Linked DNA regions of Homo sapiens: all the other regions are linked to region 3. The links are chromatin contacts, found by Hi-C or POLR2A ChIA-PET in ENCODE. All regions are on one chromosome and are shown on one strand. The core of a region is the stretch at or near the end of the contact, and the rest is flanking DNA. Distances in the headings are between cores, read along the strand shown.

Region 1 (2,700 bases), core at 54-2,553, 760 kb before region 3:
GGTGCGATCTTGGCACTCTGCAGCCTCGACCTCCTCGGCTCAAGCGATCCTATATCACCTCAGCCCCCTGAGTAGCTGGGATGCACAGGTGTGTGCCACCTCGCCCAGCTAATTTTTAATTTTTTTGTAGAAAGGAGGGGGGTCTCACTACATCAAATTCTTGGGCTCAAGCGATCCTCCCACCTCGGCTTCCCAAAGTGCAGGGATTACAGGCATGAGCCACAGCGACCAGCCAGCACAGGTGTCTTTATTTGTTTTATTTTTTATTTTATTTTATTTTATTTTGAGACAGAGTCTCGCTCTGTCGCCCAGGCTGGAGTGCAGTGGCGCCATCTCGACTCACTGCAAGCTCCGCCTCCCGGGTTCACGCCATTCTCCTGCCTCAGCCTCCCGAGTAGCTGGGACTACAGGCGCCCGCCACCACGTCCGGCTAATTTTTTTGTACTTTTAGTACAGACGGGGTTTCACCGTGTTAGCCAGGATGGTCTCGATCTCCTGACCTCGTGATCCACTCGCCTCGGCCTCCCAAAGTGCTGGGATTACAGGCTTGAGCCACCGCGCCCGGCCTGCACAGGTGTCTTGAATATGTATATACGCGACTCCAGTATGGTTGGAAATGATTTGATTTGTTGTCTATGGAATTGCACAACCTGGAGCCTTCCTAACATCAGCGGCTTCATACTGGCATTTCCATTGTGGTGCAGCAACAATCTGAGTGAGCCTCCGTCTCTAGCCACATCATTTGACAACCGGTCCCAGAAGGTAACTGGAAGTCATGATGACAACTCCTATACTGTGAAAAGAAACTGCAAGCAAGGCAGTTAAGATGCAATCTTGCACGGTGACCGTAAGTCGGAGAACTGCGCGGCGAACGAGGCCTCGGCAGGGGAAGCGAAAGCCTGGTGTGGTTGCGGCTCTGGGGCCACCCTGCGACCGCCTCGGGGTGTAGGCAGAATTTCCCGGCCCAGCTCCCCTCTGACCAGATAGCGGCCGAGAAACAATGGTTATCTGCTCCACTGACGCCAGGATGTCTTCTCCGTGCCCGATCCCGGAGTACAAACAGTGAAATGAGAAGCCGGTGAGAAACGCGCTGGTTAAAAACATCTCGACGGGAGACGCTGGTAGGCGAATAGTGGCTCCAGACGCGGTCGGCGCCTGCCGTACCCTGGTCAGACTCTGGGTCAGAGCGCTAAGTTTCAAGGAGGCGGCGCTAAACAGGCCCTCTAGCCGGGAGCCTGTCGCGACCCGAGCGACCGTGGGTCGACCCCGATCCGGAAGTGACGCAACGGCGCCAAGCACTTCCGGAGCTGTGGGGACGACTCTTCTGGAGGAAGCAGCGCGGGCTTGACCGGCGTCGGCCCGCCGCCTCCGCTGCCGCTTCGCCCCAATCCGGTCCCTCTGGCCCGGCCTGACCCGGTCTGGCTTGTTCGGGCTCAGCGGCCGCGAGGCCGCAGCTCCCGGTAAGTGCGCGGCGCACGTCACGGCCTTGTTTACCTTGGCTGGCCGCTGGGGGGGCCTCTCCGCGCGCCTCCCTGGCCGGGCCGGGACTCCGCCTTCGCCGTCGCCCGGGAGGCCCGGGCGCTCCCCGTCGCCGGCACGTTGTCCGAGCATTACCCGCCGTCAGCGGCCGGGCGCCCAGCGTGTGTCTGCCTTTTTTCCTCCCGCCGCCTTCTCAGCTCTCGGAAAGGTCAGAGGCCACCGCCTCTGACCAACCGGCGCCGGCACATCTAGGCCCTCTCTCCCTGTCTGGCGCGGCGGGGAAACGCGCCGCCTCGGGGCTCACCACTCGAGTCATCTTTGGGAGCTCTCGCAGCGCTGCCCGCGCGGTTTAACGCCCGCCTGTGGAGGGTATCCCCAGCTCGCGGGCTCCGCGTCCGCGCGAATATCCCGGAGCCCGCGGCGCCCCTAGGGATGTGCGGCCCCGGAGCTGTGCCGCCGCCTCGCCAGAAGCTGGTTGGGCAGCCGCGTTCTTGGATGACTTCTCCTTAGTACTGTTCATTGCCTGGTCCCATAGAACTTTCTGTCATAGCGACATGTTCTTTACCTTTGCTGTTCAGCATGGTAGCTACTAGCCACACGTGGCCGTTAAGCATTTGACCTGTAGGCTAGTGCACCTGAGAAACTAAATTTTAAATTTTACTTACTTTTTAAGTGTAATTAAATTTAAATAACCACATGTGGCTAGTGGTCACCGTATTAGAAAAGACAGATACAAAGTGTAGGATTTTGAAACGAAATTGCTGATTTCTAGTTTTGTGCCAAGTCGTTTTTCTTCGGAGGTGTAGTTAGTAAATGACCTGAATTCAGCGCTAGTGATCATATCTGGAGTAAACGTCTTCAGACTCACTAAAACTTACGTGTTCTGTGCGTGGTGGGCAAGCCCAGGATGGTTGGTTGTTAGGTCCCCTGAACATGTGACTTTGGCTCTGGAGGAAATTTTTTTTTTTTTTTTTTTTGGTGGGCGGGACAAAGTTGCTGTCACCAGGCTGGAGTGCAGTGGCGGCGATCACAGCTAACTGCAGCCCCGACTTTCTGGGCTCAAGTGATCCTCCTTTCTTAGCCTCCTAAGTAGCTGGGACCACAGGCACGTACCACCACACCTGGCTAATTTGTAAAATTTTTTGTGGATACGTGATCTTAATAGGTTGCCTAAGCTGGTCTTGAACTGCTGGGCTCAAGCTATCCTCCCGGTTTGACCTC
Region 2 (2,700 bases), core at 1-2,500, 650 kb after region 3:
GGCCCTTTAAGACTCCAGTGCGGAGGTGGGCCCGGGATTGGACTTGCGGACGGGGCGGGAAGGTGTGGTCCACCTTTCTCGGTGCCGGTGCCTCGTTTCGGGCTCGAAGAGCCCCAGGTCCTCTGCAGAGGGACGTGGCCGCCCATTTAGGACCCTAATGCCCCTCTGAGCCGGGCTTTCTATGGGAGTCTCAGCCACGAGCGCCAGTCAGCCTGAAATGTTTCCCCTGCAGCCCGAGGCCGGTGGTTCAGTCCTCCCAGCTCCGCGGCGCCGCCAGCCCTTTAAAGAGACAGTGTGAGGGACAAGGCAGGGGGACGGGAAGGGGGGGGGGGGGAATAGGAGGAGGCGTTGCCCCGTTCGGCCATCAGGAGGTGCTGTGGTACTCCGAGGTTGGCAGGGGGCAGCACCAGATCTGGCTCTGCACCCCCTAACGTAGACGCCAGCCGTGGGTCCCCTTTGTGTGGAAAAAGGGACTTTGACCTGAGGCGACCTCTGGTCTCCTGGAGAGTAGTGCCCCGCCTCCCACGAATCAGGGGCCCCCTTCTCTGGTCCGCCGTCTAAAGGGAGGCCCCGCCCCCTGCCAGACTGAGGGAAGGGGCCAAGCACCGCTTCTTAGCCGGCCCAGGAAGGGCCGAGGCAGTCGTTATCCTGGCAGCCCGGCTCTGGGTCGCGGCGTGGCCGCAGGGTTGGGGTCAGGGAAGCTCAGAGGGGTCTAGGAGGTTGGCCGCCCCTCTCCCTGACTCGCATCAGGGCGGGACAGTCATCCCTGAGATCCCGTCCTTTTCTGCCCAGTCTCTGAGGTCCTTTGGGAGCCCGGCTCCCTCTCAACCCCGAGGAGGCCTCCATTCCTTGCAGCAGTTTCTGGCTGGACCTCCGAGAAAGCCAGCAAGAGGGGTCTCCCAGGGCCTCCATCCCGTATCCAGCGCCCCCTACGCTCCACAGGCCTCTCCCGGTGGGGGGCAGGCTTAGACCCTGGCGAGCCCCGTGCGAAACCACCTCGGCTCTTCCTAGGTCCGCTCCCTTGTGCGAGACTCAACTCCCAAAAGGGCCCGCGTCTGCACCACCAGCCCCTAACCCTCCCGGGCGCCAGGAGAGGGAGGGAGTGCAACTGCGAGCGCATCTGTGGGGGTGCAGACCAGCCGTCTGCTCTGGGCTCACCTGTGTGGGAGTCCGTCGGCCCAGTAGGTCGGTGGCCTCCCTCCTTCCTGGGGTGAGCCTCTCCAGCTAGGCTACTTGCGCCAGCTGCTGCCCGTTGGGCAGCTCGCCGAGGACTTGATAAACCCCATTCCCTCCCATCCGCTCCCGCCTCCCATCCCAGCCCTTTCTCCTCACTTCCTGCTGCCCCCTGAGAGGAAAGGGCCAGGAACAGGCGTGGGGGAGGAGATCGCCTTGACCCTGTTTCCCTCCAGAATGCCCTGCTGGCTGGCTGCCCTCCCCACCCTTCCCGAGTAGGATCTGGCCCCGCCAGCTGCGCCAGGTGACAGGAAGGCTATGGGCTCAGGATCAGGTGCCAATCTCCCCCACACCCACAGCTTCCAACACTAGGGAACCTCTTCACTCCTTCCCTAGGATTGGGGCCCATCCTCAAATCCAGTAGGGTGTGAGAGGATGGGGTCAGGTGGTGGTGCTTTTGGGAGTCAAAATACTTGGGGGTCGTTCAGCTGATGGTCCCCCAGAGCAGGTGCCCAAGAAGGGAACTAGCCTTGGGGGGAGGGTCGGGGGGACTTCCAGTAGCTGAGTCCGTTTTTTTCCACTGAGAGCTTCCGCATCCTGTGTGACAGGACAATGTGTTAGTGAGTGTGACTGTGTGGGTTGGGGAGGAGGGGATGGACTGGGAGGGTTCTGCAGAGTGCTTTCCTGCTGGAGTTCATTCCTGGATGGATTTCAGAGTCCACTATACAGAGTAGGGGGCTCCTTACAACATGGATGAGGAAAGGGGTATACTCCTCTGGGAGGGGTGTTCCTGTGGCTGGCCCTAGGGAGGACTGCAGCAAGGTTCCAGCAGACCTCTCCAGGGGTGCAAATCTACCTACCCTCAAATCACCCAGAGCCAACCCCTCAACAACCCAATGGCCCAATGCCCAGGAGCCTCTCCCCCAACAGAAGGCTGTGTGAGGGGTAGGTGAATACCCAGGAGTCTGGCCCTGAGGACCAAGGAGTCCAAGACATGGTAGGGGAAGGTGCAGTGTCCCTGTACCACTGTGCTGGCTTCACAGGGGCCAGAAGCCTTGAAAGCTCCATGGGTGGGGACCCCCGGGGAAACAAAGGCTAGGCCAGACTGTCCCAGGGCAGGGACACTTCCTCAGGCAGCCAGCAGGAAGGAAGTGAGCACAGCCCGGCGGGAGAGAGTGGGGAAGTGTTGCCTGACCCCCATTGTTTCCAGCGATGGGGTCAGCTGGGTAGGCCCAGCACAGGGAGTTCCCTCAGGCTGGGACAGTGGTGGTAGGAGACAGGATGCTATCTGGCATGGGAGAGCCCTGGGCCTTGAACAGCCAGTAGAGGGGGACCATGGAGGATGACAGGGCCTCATGTTTGGCATCTTATGGGGGTATGGGGAGGCACCCCACAGAACTGCAAGTCCAGGCTGGATATGGTGATCCTGCCCTAGCCTTGACAAGTTCAAACCTCCGAAAGACTGGCAGACCAGCTCCCTACACTCAGAAGCCTGTCCCTGAAATCTCCCCTCTTTAACTGGGAGTT
Region 3 (2,700 bases), core at 181-2,680:
AGGCGCCTGCCACCATGCCCAGCTAATTTTTTGTATTTTTAGTAGAGACAGGGTTTCACCGTGTTAGCCAGGATGGTCTCGATCTCCTGACCTCGTGATCCGCCCGCCTCGGCCTTCCAAAGTGCAGGGATTACAGGCGTGAGCCACCGCGCCCGGCCGGCCGGGACTTTTTTTTTTTTTTTTTTTTTTTTTTTTACTTAACTAGTTATCTTGAGTAAGTAATGATGCGGCTGATGGGAAAGGGGAAGCTACAGGCCAGACAAGTGGACTCTCAATCACAAGCACGCCATGGAGCAGGGAGCCAGGGCCCTGAATGTGGAAGACCAGCCAGACTCAGGTATATGGAGGGAACATCCTTACTGTCCAGCCTCTCCTGATCTCTGTTGGCACCTTAGCCCAGCCAATCCTGTACCACGTGCACAGGGAACCTGCCTGCCTAGGTTTTTTCCACAGGAAGCTCCCTGGTCCTGGGTGGAGTCTGAGCCCACCAGGCCTTTCACACCCAAGAGCTCAGGGTGAGGCCTGGGGAGGAAGGCAGGGACCCACCAGCTCACGGTCCCCAACAAGGTGCCACTGAGAAGGCTGGGTAAAGGCTGCGGGGATAGATAGCTCTTGCGGCAGGCCTGGCGACTGATAAGTCCGGGCAGCACCCTAAGAGTTGGCACCCGCCCCTCTGCCCCGCACCCCAGGGCTTTGCTTCGCGCCCTCCGCCCGGACCCTGGCCCTTCTCTTCTTCGTCTGCGTGGAACTCCCTCCAGGGCAGGGCCTGGCACTGTGTAGTGAATGTCGGCCTCGTGGTGGACCCGAAGGAACCCTACAGTCAGCCCCAGAGCCGCGGGAGATCCACGCTGCGGCCGGCTCCGCCCCGCCCAACCCTCACCCTCACGCTCACGCTCACGCTCACGCTCACGCTCACGCTCACAGGCTCCCGGCTCCACATTCCTCGCAGGGCTCCAATCCGGACCCGCCCGCCTTGCCCTTCATCCTCAAAGACTCATTGGTCCCATTCCCCTCGGGCCCCGCCCTTCGCGTGCTTGGGCCATGCCCGTCCGACCGCGCTGCTTCCGCCTTGCAGCACCCCCTCAACCCCTTCTCTCGTAGGCCCTTCTACCCTCCCCGAAGCCGGGCTCCCGGGTTCCGCTTCCACAGGGCCGCCCCCTCTCCTCCGAGATCCAACGCCTCGCCCCTCGGTAAGAGGCCCAGGACTCAGCCCACGGCCCCGCCCCCCACTTGGCTAGTCCGCCCCTGGCGAGACCCCTGCTCTCACCCACCCAGGACTTCTCGCTCCCAGGCCGGGTCCTCTCACCGTCAAGGCCCGCCCCCTGCCAACGGTCCTCACCCATTAGCCGAAGGCCCCGCCCCTCACAGATTGCCGCAGGGCAGGGGCGGAGACAGCCCGGGCCGTCCCAGGCTCCGCCCCCGGAAGCCTCACTTCCGGGCGCGAGCACGCCCCGCCTCGCCCCGGCGGCAGAGAGGAGACTATGGAACGTCAGGTGAGGGCTCGGCCCGCGGTCCCCGTGGTCCCTGCAGCCCGGGCCGGGCCTGACCCTGGTGTGTCCCCTGCGCAGGTGCTGCTGAGCGAGCCCGAGGAGGCGGCGGCTCTGTATCGGGGCCTTAGCCGCCAGCCCGCGCTGAGCGCCGCCTGCCTGGGCCCGGAGGTCACCACGCAGTACGGCGGCCAATACCGGACGGTGCACACTGGTGTGTGTGCGAAGGGGAACTGGCTGGCGACGGGGTCGCGCACTGGGGTGGGAAGGAAGGGGGTGTGGAGGGCTCGCTGCTTGACAGTGCGTAAGGGTATATAGGGAGCCGGCCTGGACTTGGAGGTTACACTCCCACAGGTCCCTGCACACAGGTGTGTGGAGGGGGGGAGGGGGCGTGCGGGGCGTTATCGAATGGCGGCCATGAGTGCACGAGATGACGGCGTAGGGGTAGAAGTCAAACCTGGGCTCAGGGCGTGGACCTTGTAGGGCTCTCCACCAACACGCCATCCCATACACATGCCAGGCTGCCCTCAAGATTCCAGGGTGGATGCTGGGGTTACTAGGGGGTTCTCTCAAAGAGGCTGTCAGCTCAGGCTCTGGAGGCCTGGACTAGGGTTGTGGCCAAGTGTTGTCCAGCCTGCAGCCAGGGTGTCAGTGTCTGGAGACAGATTGAGAGATTGGGGAAGATAGATCTAGGCCTTCCTGGGTCAGGTGGGGCTGGGGGCAGTAGCCAGGAGTAGCCAAGACAAGGTGAGCAGTCTCATGCCTCCCCTCACAGAGTGGACCCAGAGGGACCTGGAACGCATGGAGAACATTCGATTCTGCCGCCAATACCTGGTGTTCCATGACGGGGACTCAGTGGTGTTTGCAGGACCTGCAGGCAACAGTGTGGAGACCCGGGGGGAGTAAGTTTGAGGGAGGAAGCTTGTGGGCAAGGCCACAGCCGTCCGCAATGCAAGCCTTTTATGAATGCTCACCATGTGCCTAGAAGGGAGGCCAGCAGCCAGGTTCTTGCCCCCTTGGGAGCTCATTCAGTTTCTGGTGACATGGCCTGATAAGCACTGGAAGCTTGCTCCAAACTCAGCCTGGACTAGAGCCCATGGTGGCCTGGGGAGTTGCAGAGAGTAGAGTCTCTGCCTCAGGGAGGAAAGGCAAGGTGGGGCTAGAGGTGCTCCAGAAGCTGGTGTGGGGCCAGAGCCTCAAGAATCTCTCCTAA
Region 4 (2,700 bases), core at 159-2,658, 830 kb before region 3:
CTCGGCCTCCCAAAGTGCTGGGACTACAGGCGTGACCCACCACGCCCGGCCAGGTTTTTCGTTTTCAAAAATGAGGTAGGGTGTCTATTTTGCCCAGGCTGGTCTCGAACTCTTGGATTCAAGCGATATTTCCTCCTCAGCCTCCAGAGTAGCTGGTATAGACTATAGGGGCCCACTGCCCCGGCCGGCAAGATAATTATTTACTCTCACCAAATTTGATTCAATCGTTTTGGCCAAGTTTTTAAAAATAGGAATATTCCCAGGGACCATGTTTGAAGAAATACAAACTCAAGTAAGCAGAGGTGAAATGACCTGAGAGATTTGCTTTAATACACTTCGGCAAAGAAAGAAAAAAGGTATGGATGAAACTTTGTGACAAACGCAACTGTTAAATGTAGGTGATGGCATATAGGGATTCATCTCACCTTTCCTCTTTTGTCTATGCTTAAAAGTTTTCACAGTAACTTTTCAAAAAAAATTATTATTTCCAAACAAACTTACTGTCCTATCAATTAAACACAAGTCACTGGATGAGAACGCTGTTGTCTTCGAAGCCAAAACTGGTGAAGGGTCTTAAGCAAAGGCGAGGGATCCTCTAGCAGGGCCGACAGCGCGCACGTTTCCTTCAAGGCTGGATCTGACAAATCACTCGGTGCGCTCTAGGGCTCGCAGGATCGCGGAGCTCAATTTGGAAGTGGCGCACGCGGGCTCACGCCGGTGTCTCAGGGAAACGCTAGAAACGCGGCTACAGAGCTCCCAATCCCAGCCTGCGGTCGGCTTGGCTGCGGCGCGACACCTGGCTCCCTGCCACCCCTCTAGACCTCTGGAGACCTCCTGCACCACTCCCCAGGGCCCCGCCCACAGCCTACCTTCCAAGTCCTCGTCCTCCTCCGACTCGCTGTCCCCTTTGGCGTCGGCGACACGGTCCGGGCCGGGTTCTGGCGGGGGGTGGCCCAGGCTCTGGCGTGGGGTGGCGGCGGGCAGGACTGAGGCTGGGGCGCGGGCCTCGCGCAGGCGGGTGAAGTACTCCACTGCGAATTCGACGAGGTCAGGCGGCTGCTGTCGCAGCACCTCCACCGTGTAGCCCTGCAGCAGCTCCGTGAGCCCCGGCGGGATCTGGATGTGGCTCATGCCGGCGGCGGCCGAAGGGATAGACGGGTTGGGCCGCCGGCGGCCACTGTCTCCGCGCTCACTCACGCCGGCCTTTCGCTCCGCGCCCGCGAGGTCTCTTCGCGCACGGCCCCGGCTCACGTCGCGCCGCTCTTTGGCCGGCTCTGCGTTTCCGGGCCGCGCAACCCTACGCTACCACGGCCGACCTGGCACCGCCGCCGCTGTCACTGGGCAGCCGCCGCCGCCGCGGGGACCGACGGGCAGGCGAGCTGGACGGGCGGGGCAGGCGTCCTGGTTGTGACGCACGCCACCGCGGGCGTGCGCGTCCCCGCTTAGCACCGGCCCTCAGTGCGCTTGCGCCACTAGATGACCCGCCCCCTCGGGCTGTCGGGGGGTCGAGACAGTGGAGTGTTCCTGATGCCAGCTCACGGAGGGAATCCAGGGAATTAGGTAATGAACGGTCTACCCATGAAGGGGACCGATTAGTGCCTCTCGCCTGGTCCTGAAGACCTTTAAATTATTCTTTCAGCTGATGCCAAGAGCCTCTTTTTGGCCAGCACTTACTAAGCACCAGAGACACAGCGAGAAGCAGAAGCATACGAGCACATCAGTGTGATTCTGCTGTGATGAAGGGCAAGAGAGGGCTCACTTTCCGGCGTGACATTCAAGCTAGCCCCGAGGCCTGAGCAGGACCCGCCCAGGGGAAGATCTGGAGGAAAGCCATCTGAACATACAACAAGAGCAAAGGCCTGGTGGAGTCAAGACCACCTTGGCTGCCAGGTGGAATGGTGGAATAACTCAGGAGTCTGTCAGGTCTCTGAGATGTCAAACGGGTAAGGCCTTGTAGGAAGTAGGCGTTTGAATGAGATCATAATTTGAGAGCCACAGACAGAAAAATAAATTTGAAAGAGTTCACTCAGCCAAATGTGTACAGTGAGAAAGGGAAATAAGGCCAAAAGCAGCAAAGACCTCTGTGCCTGTTCCTCCTGGAGCACTTTCACCAGGGTCCCCAGATCTAGGTCTGCCCATTCCTCTCCCCACATTCTACACTGGGCCCTAGGTCAACACTGCTTGATGAAGTTGAGCAGACCACAGGCATTGTTATCCTTTGCCCCTGGGAAGATGGTATAGGTGAACTGTAGAGGCCAGACTATTTCCCAAATTGCCCTCCTCCTCCTACCAAACTGGAAGGGTATTGAAAAAGGTGGAGACCTTCCTGGGATGTCCAGTCTACAGCCTACGTGCTAACCAAAGGCCCACTGGGCATAGAGCAGAGTCCCCCTCTCCTTACAGGCCTAGCCAGGAAGAGAGTAGCTGTAGGTTTGGGAACCTGAGGGCATTTGGGATGCTTAAACACCGCCTGGTAATTACTCAGTATTAATTAAAATCCTCCCTATCACCTCCCATACAGGCTTGGCACACACCCAGGAGCTCAATGCTGCTGGGAGCTGAGCAGCTGGGAGCAAGGAGCCCTCATCCCCACTGATGAAGAGGCCAGCCCAGGTTCTAGGCTAAGCAGGCCTGTGATTATAAACAGCAGTGTCTCCCTGGACAAGTTTCTTGACCCTGAGAAGAATGTTAGACCATCAA
Region 5 (2,700 bases), core at 98-2,597, 960 kb before region 3:
ACCACAGAAAATAGAAAAAAAATTTTAAATGACAGTTAACAGTTTAACTTTTTCTCAAAAAAAAAAAAAGTTACTAGGCCATCAATTTGCCTATTATGTCAAATGTGATAAAGTATTCATTTGGCCCTTTCTAACTCTGATAGTGGCTAAAGTTAAAACAACACCCTGAAGCTTCTCTTTAAATACTTAACACCCAAGTTACACGATGCAATTATACAAACCCCACAGCAACAACCTATATAAATAAGCATCTTAGTTCACTTAAAATATTACCTGGCTACAACTGCAAATACAGCAAACATTTTAAACACTAGAATTCAACAAAATTACTGTAATCATGGTCCTCTATTAAAAATATCATAGAACCGATGATCTACAACATTTTTGTTACCACGTTCCAAAGTGCCAGTACTTTTTCTTAAAACTATTCAAGATGATTTTTTGTTCTGTGTACATTCTGCTACGGAAATGTTTAATTCCAAGCAGTGACTAGTTCTGTTTTCCCTGGTATTTAAGAGCACTGGATTTTACTGGTTTCTACATTTTATTTTCACTCACTTTTCTGCTAGTGTAGCTTAGTTGATATATGAGAACGAATACAATCCTAAAATGAAATAAGCCATTAGGATGCAAAAGACAAAAGCGGTCTGTAATCAAACGTAAAGAGTGGAAATATCACTATAAAGGTGTCCTCTTATCCATTTAAAGGCATTTTTTCTATAATAAGGTTAAGTGTGTAGATTCCCTCATCGAACACCATCTGACGGGCCCAAATGGCATTCAACACTCAAAATGGCTGCACATCTGCCGACCCCAGGTAACAGTACCTGAGGCGCTGAGCTGACTCCCTATCCAAAGATCCGGGAAGACCCCTCCACCCGCCAAATATCTGGGGAGATCGTGGCCGCCAATGACCTGGGGAGACCCCTCAATGACACCGTAGATCTTGCGCTTCCCAAGACCCGGGGAGATCTCAATGACCAGGAAAGATCCTGCCCTCCCCCAAACCCGGGAGACCCCCTCCAATGACCGGGGAGGATGCTGGACCCCCAAAACCACGGAAATCCCTCCCCCAATGATCAGAAGAAAAACCCTCCTCCCAAATGACCCAGGGAAATCGAATCCACAGGGACCCCGGGAGATTTCCCCCACAATGACCACGGAAGAAGTCTTTCCCAAATAACCTGGGAGACTCCAATGATCAGAGATCCCGTTTCCCAGTAGCCTGAAAAAATCTCCCTCAAAGCTCCTCGGGCACTAGGGCCATAGGACGCGAGCTTTACCTGCCGCCTCAGCCGGGTTCCTCGGCGTTTCCGTCCTATTGTTTCTCTCGCACCAAAATGGCTGCGGCCAGGCCGAGCCCCGCCCCCTGCACCTCGCTCCCGGTGCCCCTCACTATTGGCTCGTCCTAGGAGCTGCGCACGCGGACTGGACAGCCTGAAAGGCGCTGTTGCTAGGGTGCCAGGATTCGCTGCAGCAGCTTCCGGAAAAGGCGGTGACTGGGGGCGGGGCCAGAGAGGGCGGAGCATTGTCCTCCGTCTGGGAGGGTGGGCCGGAGGTCTGACGGGCGGTTGGGTGGATAGACTAGCTGCGGGCCGATGGACAGCAGGATACCTGGGAAACAGATGGATTGACCAACAGTCTTGGTTTGTTCAGTAGTGAGCGATTTCGCAGGATGCAGGAATTTCAATGCTAACACAGAGACAGTCCACTACAAACTGGGAAGTTGGTCACTCTAGCAGATGGACAGAAGACTGGATGTGAATAGACGGAAAGAGGGACAAAAGAGTGCCTGTAGACGGTGGACAAAGAAATGGTTATAGATACAGACAGACAGATTATTAGATATGGAAGGGTGGACAGAGAAGTGGCCATAGAGTTTTCTGGGGACTGGTGGATGACCCAGTGCCCAACCCAGCTCCCACCAAGCACCACACCACAGGGCTTGTCTGAGGCTCATTTGTCTTGGGCCTGTGTTGGACAGAAGGGCTCTCACCTGAGTGAATGTCAGCATAGCTGTGAAAGGCAAAGGAGAGGGTTAGTGCCACTGAGAATGGGCAGAGCCTCCTACCTGATCTCTGCTCTTTCTGTAAAGGAGAACAATGTTGCAGCCCTGTGTACTGGGCATTTGCAAAGGTGTAAATTCACTCATACACTTTTTAATTCAACAAGTATTTATTAAGCACTTACACTCGGTATTGGAAATACAGCAGTGAACAAAAAAGGAAAATAAATAAATATCCCTGACCTTATAACAGTGGATAGGAGAGACTTCTGTGAGCAGCTCCTCTCACCTTAGCATGTGGTTTCCAGGGCTCCATGTCCTCCTGGTTTCCTCCAGTCTCACCAGTTTCTCATCTGTGTGTTTTCTCTTTGTCTACACTCACTCTTCCAAAATCTTATCCAGGCTCATGACTTCAAATGCCACCTACATGTCAATCACTCCTAAAAGTGTTTGTCCAGTCCAGACCCTTCCTGAGTGGCAGATTCACTAGTCCCACTGTCAACTAGACATCTGCACTCTGACTTCCAGTTGCTGGCATCTCAAACGCAACTTGTGCTACCCTAACACTGGCTCATCCGCCAAACCTACTTCACCCCACTTTCCCCAAATTGAGTGATAGCATCTCAGCCCTTCTTATTGCTCAAGTCAAACACCTCAAAGTACCCCTTGACTACTCTCTTTCCCATCTATATTCA

The links. Hi-C counts contacts between places; a loop is a spot of excess contacts on that map. ChIA-PET counts read pairs that join two places held with the same protein, here RNA polymerase II (POLR2A). Pooled maps may share reads with other maps.
Region 1: a loop to region 3 is called in a pooled map, with 8 times the contacts of the local background. The contact joins the promoter of ARIH2 here to the promoter of APEH in region 3. A Hi-C loop is called at or near these places in 3 of 37 single-sample maps with no recorded cell type and 7 of 50 pooled maps.
Region 2: a loop to region 3 is called in a map of naive thymus-derived CD4-positive, alpha-beta T cell, with 40 times the contacts of the local background. The contact joins the promoter of HYAL2 here to the promoter of APEH in region 3. A Hi-C loop is called at or near these places in 1 of 168 maps with a recorded cell type or tissue (naive thymus-derived CD4-positive, alpha-beta T cell), 1 of 37 single-sample maps with no recorded cell type and 7 of 50 pooled maps.
Region 4: a loop to region 3 is called in a pooled map, with 11 times the contacts of the local background. The contact joins the promoter of PRKAR2A here to the promoter of APEH in region 3. A Hi-C loop is called at or near these places in 6 of 50 pooled maps.
Region 5: a map of CD8-positive, alpha-beta T cell shows a loop between it and region 3 (6-fold over the local background). The contact joins the promoter of IP6K2 here to the promoter of APEH in region 3. A Hi-C loop is called at or near these places in 1 of 168 maps with a recorded cell type or tissue (CD8-positive, alpha-beta T cell), 1 of 37 single-sample maps with no recorded cell type and 7 of 50 pooled maps. POLR2A ChIA-PET finds 5 or more read pairs at or near these places in 1 of 52 experiments (activated naive CD4-positive, alpha-beta T cell).

The regions. Positions count from the first base shown.
Region 1 is chr3:48,917,539-48,920,238 of GRCh38, forward strand. ARIH2 (ariadne RBR E3 ubiquitin protein ligase 2) reads left to right here and starts at 1,304. Exons shown (of 16, transcript NM_006321.4): 1 at 1,304-1,460. ARIH2OS (ARIH2 opposite strand lncRNA) reads right to left here and starts at 1,847. Exons shown (of 1, transcript NR_161301.1): 1 at 250-1,847. RefSeq lists enhancers at 181-931, 737-1,206, 932-1,683, 1,684-2,434 and silencers at 1,377-1,476, 1,547-1,626.
Region 2 is chr3:50,321,495-50,324,194 of GRCh38, forward strand. HYAL2 (hyaluronidase 2) reads right to left here and starts at 1,251. Exons shown (of 4, transcript NM_003773.5): 1 at 1,159-1,251. RefSeq lists enhancers at 15-354, 988-1,661, 2,444-2,700.
Region 3 is chr3:49,672,921-49,675,620 of GRCh38, forward strand. It overlaps APEH (acylaminoacyl-peptide hydrolase), which reads left to right and starts at 1,431. Exons shown (of 22, transcript NM_001640.4): 1 at 1,431-1,493; 2 at 1,569-1,701; 3 at 2,263-2,389. The coding sequence starts at 1,482. It also overlaps a transcript of BSN not described here. RefSeq lists a silencer at 1,116-1,725.
Region 4 is chr3:48,846,466-48,849,165 of GRCh38, forward strand. PRKAR2A (protein kinase cAMP-dependent type II regulatory subunit alpha) reads right to left here and starts at 1,409. Exons shown (of 11, transcript NM_004157.4): 1 at 870-1,409. The coding sequence starts at 1,131. It overlaps PRKAR2A-AS1 (PRKAR2A antisense RNA 1), which reads left to right and starts at 1,472. Exons shown (of 3, transcript NR_109997.1): 1 at 1,472-1,560; 2 at 1,640-1,943; 3 at 2,522-2,700. RefSeq lists a silencer at 1,222-1,551.
Region 5 is chr3:48,715,874-48,718,573 of GRCh38, forward strand. It overlaps IP6K2 (inositol hexakisphosphate kinase 2), which reads right to left and starts at 1,348. Exons shown (of 6, transcript NM_016291.4): 1 at 1,284-1,348.